Regions from separate parts of the Homo sapiens genome. Here regions 2 and 3 are each linked to region 1. Evidence: chromatin contacts called from ENCODE Hi-C or POLR2A ChIA-PET data. All regions are on one chromosome and are shown on one strand. Each heading gives the region's core, a stretch centred on a gene start or an enhancer-like site at or near the end of the contact. The rest is flanking DNA. Distances are from core to core; before and after follow the strand shown.

What was found. Hi-C counts contacts between places; a loop is a spot of excess contacts on that map. ChIA-PET counts read pairs that join two places held with the same protein, here RNA polymerase II (POLR2A). Pooled maps may share reads with other maps.
Region 2: a map of endothelial cell of umbilical vein shows a loop between it and region 1 (6-fold over the local background). The contact joins the promoter of GCNT4 here to the enhancer-like site in region 1. A Hi-C loop is called at or near these places in 5 of 168 maps with a recorded cell type or tissue (CD8-positive, alpha-beta T cell, GM12878, endothelial cell of umbilical vein and 2 more), 5 of 37 single-sample maps with no recorded cell type and 13 of 50 pooled maps. POLR2A ChIA-PET finds 5 or more read pairs at or near these places in 1 of 52 experiments (HEK293).
Region 3: a pooled map shows a loop between it and region 1 (13-fold over the local background). The contact joins the promoter of IQGAP2 here to the enhancer-like site in region 1. A Hi-C loop is called at or near these places in 2 of 37 single-sample maps with no recorded cell type and 7 of 50 pooled maps. POLR2A ChIA-PET finds 5 or more read pairs at or near these places in 1 of 52 experiments (activated T-cell).

Annotation. Positions count from the first base shown.
Region 1 is chr5:75,667,678-75,670,608 of GRCh38, forward strand. ANKDD1B (ankyrin repeat and death domain containing 1B) reads left to right here. Exons shown (of 14, transcript NM_001276713.2): 13 at 1,575-1,706. Among named protein-coding and RNA genes, the nearest start is that of POC5, 48 kb to the right of the region's middle. Within about 2 kb of position 1,559, at least 16 of the 41 ENCODE cell types and tissues checked have a DNase peak (open chromatin) inside an H3K27ac peak, as active enhancers do; they include CD8-positive, alpha-beta T cell, GM12878, endothelial cell of umbilical vein and 1 more, where a contact is called at or near this core.
Region 2 is chr5:75,050,806-75,053,807 of GRCh38, forward strand. It overlaps GCNT4 (glucosaminyl (N-acetyl) transferase 4), which reads right to left and starts at 1,753. Exons shown (of 4, transcript NM_001366737.1): 1 at 1,624-1,753; 2 at 1,364-1,422. RefSeq lists silencers at 2,000-2,249, 2,470-2,519, 2,640-3,002.
Region 3 is chr5:76,401,899-76,404,954 of GRCh38, forward strand. IQGAP2 (IQ motif containing GTPase activating protein 2) reads left to right here and starts at 1,387. Exons shown (of 36, transcript NM_006633.5): 1 at 1,387-1,693. The coding sequence starts at 1,648. RefSeq lists silencers at 1,069-1,418, 1,589-1,698 and an enhancer at 1,352-1,852.

The DNA.
Region 1 (2,931 bases), core at 309-2,808:
GAAAGTTTACTTGGCATTAATCAACTAATTAGCTTTGAAAACAATGAAGCAAACATGTTTCTTGGCAAAGTTTTCTATTCAGAGCACTGCCCTCTCATGGACATCCTAAGACGAGAAGGTGTCCTTGCTCAGGGGTCTATTTGTATTAGGGATTGCTGGGAACTGGGGATGGCAGAAGCACAGTCCATGAGCACACACTATTTATACCACATACAAGTAAATTATGAGACTTTGTATTGCACATTCTTAGGATACATTTTCATGTGAAAAATAGAAGATAATGTATTGAAAACATTGAATACTAACTAGTTTCTAACTAGAAAAATTTTTTTATTGTTAAGATTTCTTTTTTGTCATTAATTAGGCTTATAGTGTTCTGTGAAGTCTTTAGGAAAATTGAGTTGCCTCCTGGAACTCTAACTTGACCTAAAGAGATGACTTGAAAATATAGTGTATCTTCAGAGTACTTGCCAGCAGGATAAGGGGGATTTTAAAGTGTTTCGATGGAACCTTTATGGAGGGCCTGGAGTGTTTATTTCTGCTGGATGAGGGATAGATACATCAGCTCTCTAAGCCATGCATGTTTGATGGAGTTTATAATCTAGTTGGCACAATAACAATGACACTTGCAATTCAATTATATTGTGATCCAGGGTAAGGTTACTGGCACTGGGGAGTTTGTGGGCTTTTGATCAAAGGAGTGACAGACTCATGATGGTATTTAAGAAAAATTAGTTTGTCAAGAGCAAGATTAGGAAAGGAACAGAGGACTTGTCCAGGAGTACATTCTGTAAGTATGCAGTTCCCTCTCCCTGAAATGCCCGCTTCTCCATATCAGTCTGTCCAGTGAACTTCTCCCTCACCCCTGCAGAGCTCAGGCCCTTCCCTTGCACAGCATGTCTGCTCCTGCACACTCTCTCTCAGAGCAAGGAGCCTGTAGTGAAGTCCTGTTGGGAACCACAGAGGCTTTGTGGCTCCCTATCCCGGTACTTCCCCCAACACCTCTCTAGGCTGAGATATGCAGTGAGTATTTATCAAATGAATAATCCTGGCCCAGGGATGCAAACTTCCCTCAGAGTAGCTTCCTTGAGACTGGAGTGGCAGAATGAATGGTGCATGCTTGCTGCTCAGAGTGGGGAATATGGAGCAGCAGTGGCAGCAGCACCCGGGAGTTTGTTAGATGCATGGATTCTTACCCCAGACCTACTGAATCCAAACTTGCATTTTAGTAAGATACCCAGGTGAAATAAGCACTGTGAGTTTGAAGAGCACTGGTCTATGAGAAGTTGCATATTTCATTAAAATTGTTCCCCCTGGGCAGGCACCACAGCTGTCCTCTCTCTTGTACACTCCTTTGGGTGTGTGCCAAGCATAGCAGGTGCATAGCACAGGCTGGAGGGAAAGCAAATGCTGGTCATCATAAAGCAGCACAGCGAGGGCAACTGGAAGGGCTTTTTTCGAAGAGGAACAGGCAAGCAAACAGTCATTCAGAAAGTTTAGTTGGAACTGAGATCACAATGGAAAGAGATAGCAGCTCGTGGTGTTTTACCTCGGACCTCTTGTGCTTGGCACAGGAAATGAAAGCTTCCGTGAACATGGCCACAGGGCTCTGCTTATCTGGCTACACGGGACCCTGATGACTCAGGGTGACCCGGCCAAGCAACTGTATGAAGAGCTGGTACACGCAGGTTTCCCAAAACTAGCTGGTAAGTGACAGTTTCAACAACAGAAATTCTTTCTCCCTTAAAATTTCAGGAAGCAGTCTACAGAAATATCATCCTGACCAGCTACAGCCCCAGCGTGGTGTTAGCTGTGGCTCACACGGAGTATGGAACTATGGAAGGGGCTTGTAAGCTGTCAGCAGCTTCTCCTTTGGGGAATGACCCAGTCAATACTGGTTACTCATTAGCCTGGCAGTTCTGTGTCATCCCCCTACTCAGCATTTGAAAAAGTGTGGGAGTGTTTTTGTTTATGTGTATGTGTGGTGGGGGCAGGTGGGGTGGGGCAGAAGTGCTAAACTATCCCATACAGTTATAGGATTGTTCTCCACGACTAAGAGTTGTCTTGCTCAAAATGCCATTTTACCCCTGTTGATAAACTGCAGGTTAGTGTATTTGAAAATGTTATCTCTAGGTAGAACAAAAAGAGCAGACAGGCTATTACTTTGCCACCTGAGGTTATTGCTAAAAATCAGTCTGCCAAAATCACTGACCATATTGTCAGGAAAGATCCTTTAAAAACTTATCAATAAATTAGGCGGTGTTGTAGCTCTCATGTAATAACAAGCATTCAAGCAAAATACAGGAACATCTGCCATTATTTTCACTGAAGCAGTTTTACCTGGAGCAAGAAGATAAATGAGTGAACACCGACTGATCCAATAGTTTCCAGCAGTAGTAGGTACAAGGAACAATGTGTGGATACTTACCTTCCATCACATGATCTCATAATATTGGAGTTTTTCCCTCAACTTTTACCCTGTTCCCATTGGCCCCGAGAATACTCACCAGTGGTGCTTGCAGCATTTACCCTGAAAAAACTTTGCCATGAATTATCTTGTTTTTATTATTATTTTTGGATCACTCTAGTATATTGACTTTGGAAACAAAAGATATCATTCTACTTATAGCATTCTGGTTTTACTAGTGGTATTTCCATTTACAAAATATGGAAATTCTTGATCATTGAAAATGTCAAGTCCTAGAAAATGTAGCATTCCTATATGTGATGTTAACATCGTTCTCAAACAATTGTTGGCCAAAGATTCATTCCATGAATCCAATTTTTCAGAAATTGATGATTCGGATGATTCAGACTATTCTGATGTTAGTTCTGTTTAGAAATAACTCCAAGAAGTTTGTATATTTGTTTTTCACAATGAAAATCAGATTTGCTTCAGCCTCAAAGAGCGTATTTATGTAAAATTGAAGA
Region 2 (3,002 bases), core at 503-3,002, 620 kb before region 1:
TGTCATCCCTACTGGCACTACCTCAGTCTCAACTGCCAGGCCTCCTGCACCCTCTGACCCAGCCCTGTCTACTTAGGGGCTCCTCAAGTCCATTCTCCACGGGGCAGCTGGAGTTTTGTTTTGCTTTTAATCCATATCTCATCTGCGTACTATCAGGTGTGAAACTGTCCTGAGGATCCACTCGCCACAATGCCCCTTGGCATCACCTGGCAGTGGTATCTGCTGGCCTCCCCGGTGCCATTCTCCATCCTCCCCTCAGGTCATACTGAACCTGTCTTTTCTTCCACCTCTCAGGCTCTCCTCTCCTCTGGTCTCAGCACACACCATTCCCGGGGATGGGAATACTCCCCTTTCTCACCTCTCCCCTCCCCCATGGCTGCTTAGTTTACACAGCTCCCACTCATCCTTGAGCCCACCTTCAGTCTCCCCAGCAAGGCCTCCTGCCTCAGCACAGATGCAGTGAGCTGCAGCACATCTGCGCCTCACAGCAGCCAATGCGCTGTTCACATTGGGACAGTTCACAGCCTGGTTCACAGCCAGTGCTCAACACAGGTGGCCTGAAGAACTCACTTTTCAGCCTTGCTTTGCTCATTTTTACTGTCTCACTGCTTTCTTCCCGCCTTGTAGCCTAAGAAGGAAATCCCCTGAAGCTGACTCCGTTTTACCTCTCCTATGTGGTGCTGTGATAAGCCCCAGGTCACCAGGTCATGCTCCCAGCACCCGTGGGTCAAGGATGAGGCAGAAACAGCACCGTCAGGTACAGGGCCCTCTACCTGCTCTCTCTCCCTCTCCCTTCCTAGAAAACAACCATAGGTCATTCAAAGTCAGTTTGGGAAGCACCTGTATTTATGGCCTGCTTATCTTGAAGGCACTTGGCCAGGTGCCATAAAGTGCTAACTCTGACTGCCCGACTATGCCATTCACCCCACCTACCTCTGTGCAGGAGATGTGACATTTAGCAAATCAGTATAAACTTTTTCCCCCAAAGAAAAGAGTATAAACCTTCTCATCCCACCACCACCCCGCAGCAGGAAACTCCTTTCAGTCTCCCCATAGAAAATTCAGCGGCCACACAGTTCCTTGGCTATTGTTTCTCTCCTGATACCAGAAAGAGATAAATCAACAACACATCTTAACTGGTCATTTCTCACACAAAATTGGATCCTTAGAAAGTGCAACATAGGATATGCTCTCTATAATGATTCACTTTTTCACTTTTAAAGATTTTACTTCCTTAAGAGACTATCAACAAAAGCTGTCAGAATGAACTGTTAGTTTCTAGAATGTTTTAGGCTTATTGATGCTTTAATAGGGACATGTTTTATGAATGCAAGATCAAAAAGGGCGACTTCTGTCTACTCACATGAGACAATTAAACGCATTATATTAGCCCCAACTCTGTTAATCTTCTGGTTTGTTGTTCTTCCATTTTTAAAGACAAAAAAAAAAAAAAAAAGAAAAAGAAAAAAATGAATTTAAAAAGTGCCCCAAGGCCAATATCGCCTCTCTGCCTGCCCAACGAGGGGACAATACACTGTTTCCCAGACTACGTGACTCGGAAAACTTCCCCGTCAGGGAAAGCTGAGTCTTTAAATTTACAAAACACCCACTCGCCCCGTTTACCTAGCACCGTTTCCTACGTGAAGACTGCAAATGGACTCGAGCGTCCCGTTTCTCGGCTCGGATCCCAGAAGCTCCCGACCCGCTGTGGTAGGCACCGCCACCTCGCAGGCAGACGATCCCGGCCCGCTCTGCGGCACAAAAAACTTGACCTTAAAAAGCCCAGAAACTGGTCTCTGGGAAGGGCGCGGCCTGGGAGGCGCGGCCCGCAGCTTCCGCCCCCAAAGAACAACTCGGAGGCCCCCTCCAGCCCCGGTTGCCCTGGCGCAGAAGCCGCGGTAGCAGTCCTTTCAGGCGCCCCGCGTCCCTGTCCCGAAGCCCAGGGGCGGGGGCTCGGGCAGCATCGCTTGTCCCCTCTGGTCCAGGGCTGCGGAGAAGCGGCAAGCGGCTCCGAAAGGCAAGCGTCACGAAGCCGGGCTCAGTAGCTCCCCCGGGCCCCCTGCGCCTCGCAGCGGCGCGGGCCAGGCTGGGCGGCGCTGGGCTCTGAAGGGCCAGGACGGCGGGATGCCCCTGCTCCCGGCAAGGGCGCGCCCACGAGCCGCTTCTTGGCACTTGGGGAGAGTCCCGGGAAAGCCCGGCGCCGGCGCGCTCGCGACTCCAGCCTGGCGGCTCCACTCCGCCCGCGAGCCCAGGAAGCCGGCTCCGCGGCCCGCGCCCGTTATCCAGGACACGCTCCGCGCCCGCCGCCCGCTGCCCTTTCCCCCCGCTGGCCTCGGGGAACTTCCCCGCGTCTGGCCGCAGGCGGCGGCTGCCGCGGGGAGCCCCGAAGTTGCGGCGTCTGCTAGGCGCGCGCCGGGTCGCCCACCCGGCCCGTGACGCTGTGTCCGTCCGCCGCGCGCTCTGGTGGCCCCGGGGCTCCTGCAGGCGCGGAGAGAGGCCGGGGTTCAGCCCGGTTCCCCGCGCGGCTCCGAGAGGGCGCCCCCGCCTGCCGCCTGGAGATGGACGCGGCGCCGAAGTTTTCCCCGGCGGGAAAACGAAAGTCGTGAGGAGCAGAGGGTCGGGGCGTCCCGGCGGAGACGAGGCTGAGACCGGGTTAACATCTCCAGCCCCGGGCGACCCTCGCTCCCCCGCGTGGCCAAGTCGACTTACGAGAGGGAGCGGGCCAGCCCCGAACGCGGGGTCCGTGCGGCTGCGGAGGCCGCCCCGGCGGGGGCCGAGGGTTGCGCTCTGGGTTCCCAGGCTCTCCGCGGCGGCTCGCTCTCGCCGCGCTCCTCCGTCGCCCTGCTGGGGAGCCGCTCTCGCCCGGCCCGGGGTGGGAGAGCGCTGAGCGGCCCCCGTGACGTGCGGAGAAAGTAGGAGCGCCTCCGCGCTCCCGCAGAGGGAGCTCCCTGCCCTGCGCTCCCAGTCCCCGGGCCGCGCTTCGGACAAAGTTCTCAGGCGCG
Region 3 (3,056 bases), core at 137-2,636, 730 kb after region 1:
AGCCCAGACCCATTGAGTCGGAAATTCTGAGGGTGGGGCCCAAGAATGTGAGTTTCAACAAGTTTGAGAAGGACTGCGTCTCCTATATGAAATGGAAAACAGCTGCTCATCCTCTGTATCCTTGCATAATAAAAAATGATTAGTGTCACTATGCCACCATTTCCTCAGCGAAATAATTTCCATCCCCCCACCGCCTCCGAGGGTCTTGCACTCTCACCCAGGCTGGAGTGCACTGGTGCAATCACAACCCACAGCAGCCTTGTCCTCTCGGGCTCAAGCAATCCTCCCACCTCAGCTTCCTGAGTAGCTTGGGACTGCAGGCGCAACCACCACGCCCGGCTAATACGGCTAATATTATTTTTTCATTTTTTGGAGAGACGGGGTCTCGCTATGTTGCCCAGGCTGGTCTGGAACTCTTGGGCTCAAGGGATCCTTGTGCCTCGGCTTCACAAAGTGCTGGGATTACAGGCGTGAGCCGCCGCGCCCGGCTCTAAATAATTTCTTATCGCCCTCCCTCAGTTTGTTTTTCCTGTTATCGGGTCACCCACACATTCCACAATTGTCAAATAGGTGAGGGCACAGGTACGGAAGCGTCCCGCATTCCCTCCAGATTTTATCACGCTGAGACACAAAGAGAAAAATAGCTCCTGGCGACCGCATGAAAACCCCGATTTCAAAACAGCCACATGCAGTTTAATTTCCTTAAAAGCTTAGCCGGAAAAGGTTTCTGTGGCTTGCGACCCCAGCTGGGCTTGAGAGAAGGCTCTGCACACTGGGGCGGGGGCGGGCACAAGGTGATCGGAGGGAGGGGGATGACTCGCAGTTGTGTTTTGAGTGGTTGCCTTGGGTTATCTTGTTCCTCCAGCACACACACACTCAGTTTCTTGTCATAAGGGGAACCCTGTTATTTTGTAGACAAAAAGTGACAGAAGCAACTTTCGAAGCAAAAAAAAAAAAAAAACAAAAAAAAACAAAACCAAAAAGACGAAGAAGAAGAACAAAAGTCAACGTGAAATCTCCCCAGAGGAAAAGGAACCGCGCTGTTTGTCCCTCAGTAACTGAGCAACACCCCGGACACGAAGGGCTCCCTGTGACTTCTGCGGTTTTTCTTGCACTTCTCCGCGTTGGTTCACTTCCACCCTCGAAACTCTCCAGAAGCGAGAAATAAGGCGGGGTGGCCGCCACCCCCAGGCCACCAGCTGTGCGGGGGCCCCAGCTGCAGGGGGTCCCGGCCCAGCGTCCCTCTCGGCCCCTTCCCTCTCCCCCGGGGGAGAAGGGGCGGGTCCACGCGGCCTGGGCGCTGCGCCCGACACGCGGTAGGGGTCGCTGCGTCTCGGCGCGCGCTCCCACCGCGGTGAATAACGGGGCCTGGCTGGAGGAGAAAGGAAACCTGCTGCGGGAGGCGGCGGCGACCGGCCAGGGAGCGAGGGAGGAGAGTTCACTTTTACTTCAGTGTCAGCGCGCGGCGGCCGTGGCTGGCTCTGGCGAGAGAGCACCGAGGGAGTGGGTCGCAGATCTTCGGGCGGCTAGGGGAAATCGGCGAGAGGCGGGATCCGAGCGCGCCGGCGGGGCGCAGAGCCCGCGAGCCTGGCCAGCGAGGGTAGCCGCGGGGGGCGCGCCCCGGGCGGGCCCCCGGAGACGCGCAGGATGCCACACGAAGAGCTGCCGTCGCTGCAGAGACCCCGCTATGGCTGTAAGTGCGCCGGGCGCGCGGGGTTCCTGCTGGCCTTGGGGAGCTCCCTCCCCGAGGACGGCGTTGGAGAAGCCGAGGGAGCCGGTTGCGCGGCGCAGAGGAAATTGGAAGGCAGCAACTGCGCGGCTGGCAAAGTTGGGAGCTGGAGTTGCAAAGGGCAGTGAATCGCGTCCCCCCGCTCCTCCCGCCCCCCAATTCCTAATATCCAGCTGGCAACCCAGACCCTCCACTCCGCATACCCAAACGGGGTGCGCGGGCAGTGCGGGGATTGCGCTCTGGGACAGACCAGGTTGGGATTTTAGGGGTATCAGGTGAGGAGTCCGCGGAGCTCCGGGTCGCCGCCGGCTTGGGCCAGGGGGTGGCGTAAGGCACCGGATTCTTCCAACCCAGAAGGGGAGGAAAGTTTGTTTGCTGTGGCTACAGGTGGGCACCGCAAGTAGGGCGCCGGCGCACTCTGCTAGTGCAAAGCCGGCTTGACTGGAAGGGCGGGAGTCTCCTCCTGTCCCGCGCCCTCGAACTTCACCTGACCCGCTAGAGCCATTGGCCTCACAGGTGTAAGTCCCTCCCCTCTGAAACCCCCCAACCCCTTTCCCCCCCGCTCCCCTCGCGCGGGAGGATTGCTGTGTGGAGAGGACGCGGCACTAGGCTCCGGGGAATCCGGCGGGAGCCCGCGTGACTTGAACGAGATGGTGTCGATTACCCAGCCAGGGGCTGCCCTCGGAAATAGGTTGCTTTGGCCGATCGTGAGTGGATGGAGCCAGATTAACACCAACCACGTGGCTTCATGTGCAGAGTTCAGAGTCCTAAACATGTGCCAGGAAGCATTTCCTTTAAAACAAACAGAAAGTTGGCCTGCTGTCTCTCCAAGGTGGCCCTGTCAGTGAACCCAAGGCCGAAGACCACAGGTTAATCTTTGCCCAGGCTGGCCTTGGTGGCAGAGGTACCAGGTTTGGGTTAAGGTGGTGATACCTTCAGCAGGGTGTTTTGTTTGTGTGTGTGTGTGGTTTTGGATGGTGCGTAAGGCCACTGACTTGCTTAACTGAAAAAGGGCTCCTCAACTTGTGTAGGTTCTTTCCCCTCCTCCCCGCTGGCGTGTCAAAGATGGGAGGTTATCTTTCCTGTGTTACCCTTGCAGTGAGGGGGAGGCCTGAGGACTACAGCCTCTGTACTCTAATGCATTCAGCAGTTGACTGAGACCCAGCTTTTTGCCTTTTGGTAAACCACACAGACAGCAGAGCCTCTTGGGTTCAAGAGGGAACGCTGTGCTCATTCAGTGTTTGCAGTGCCAACCTCAGGTGGGACCCAGCTTTTTGCCTTTTGGTAAACCACAGATACAGCAGAGCCCGTTGGGTTCAAGGAGGAA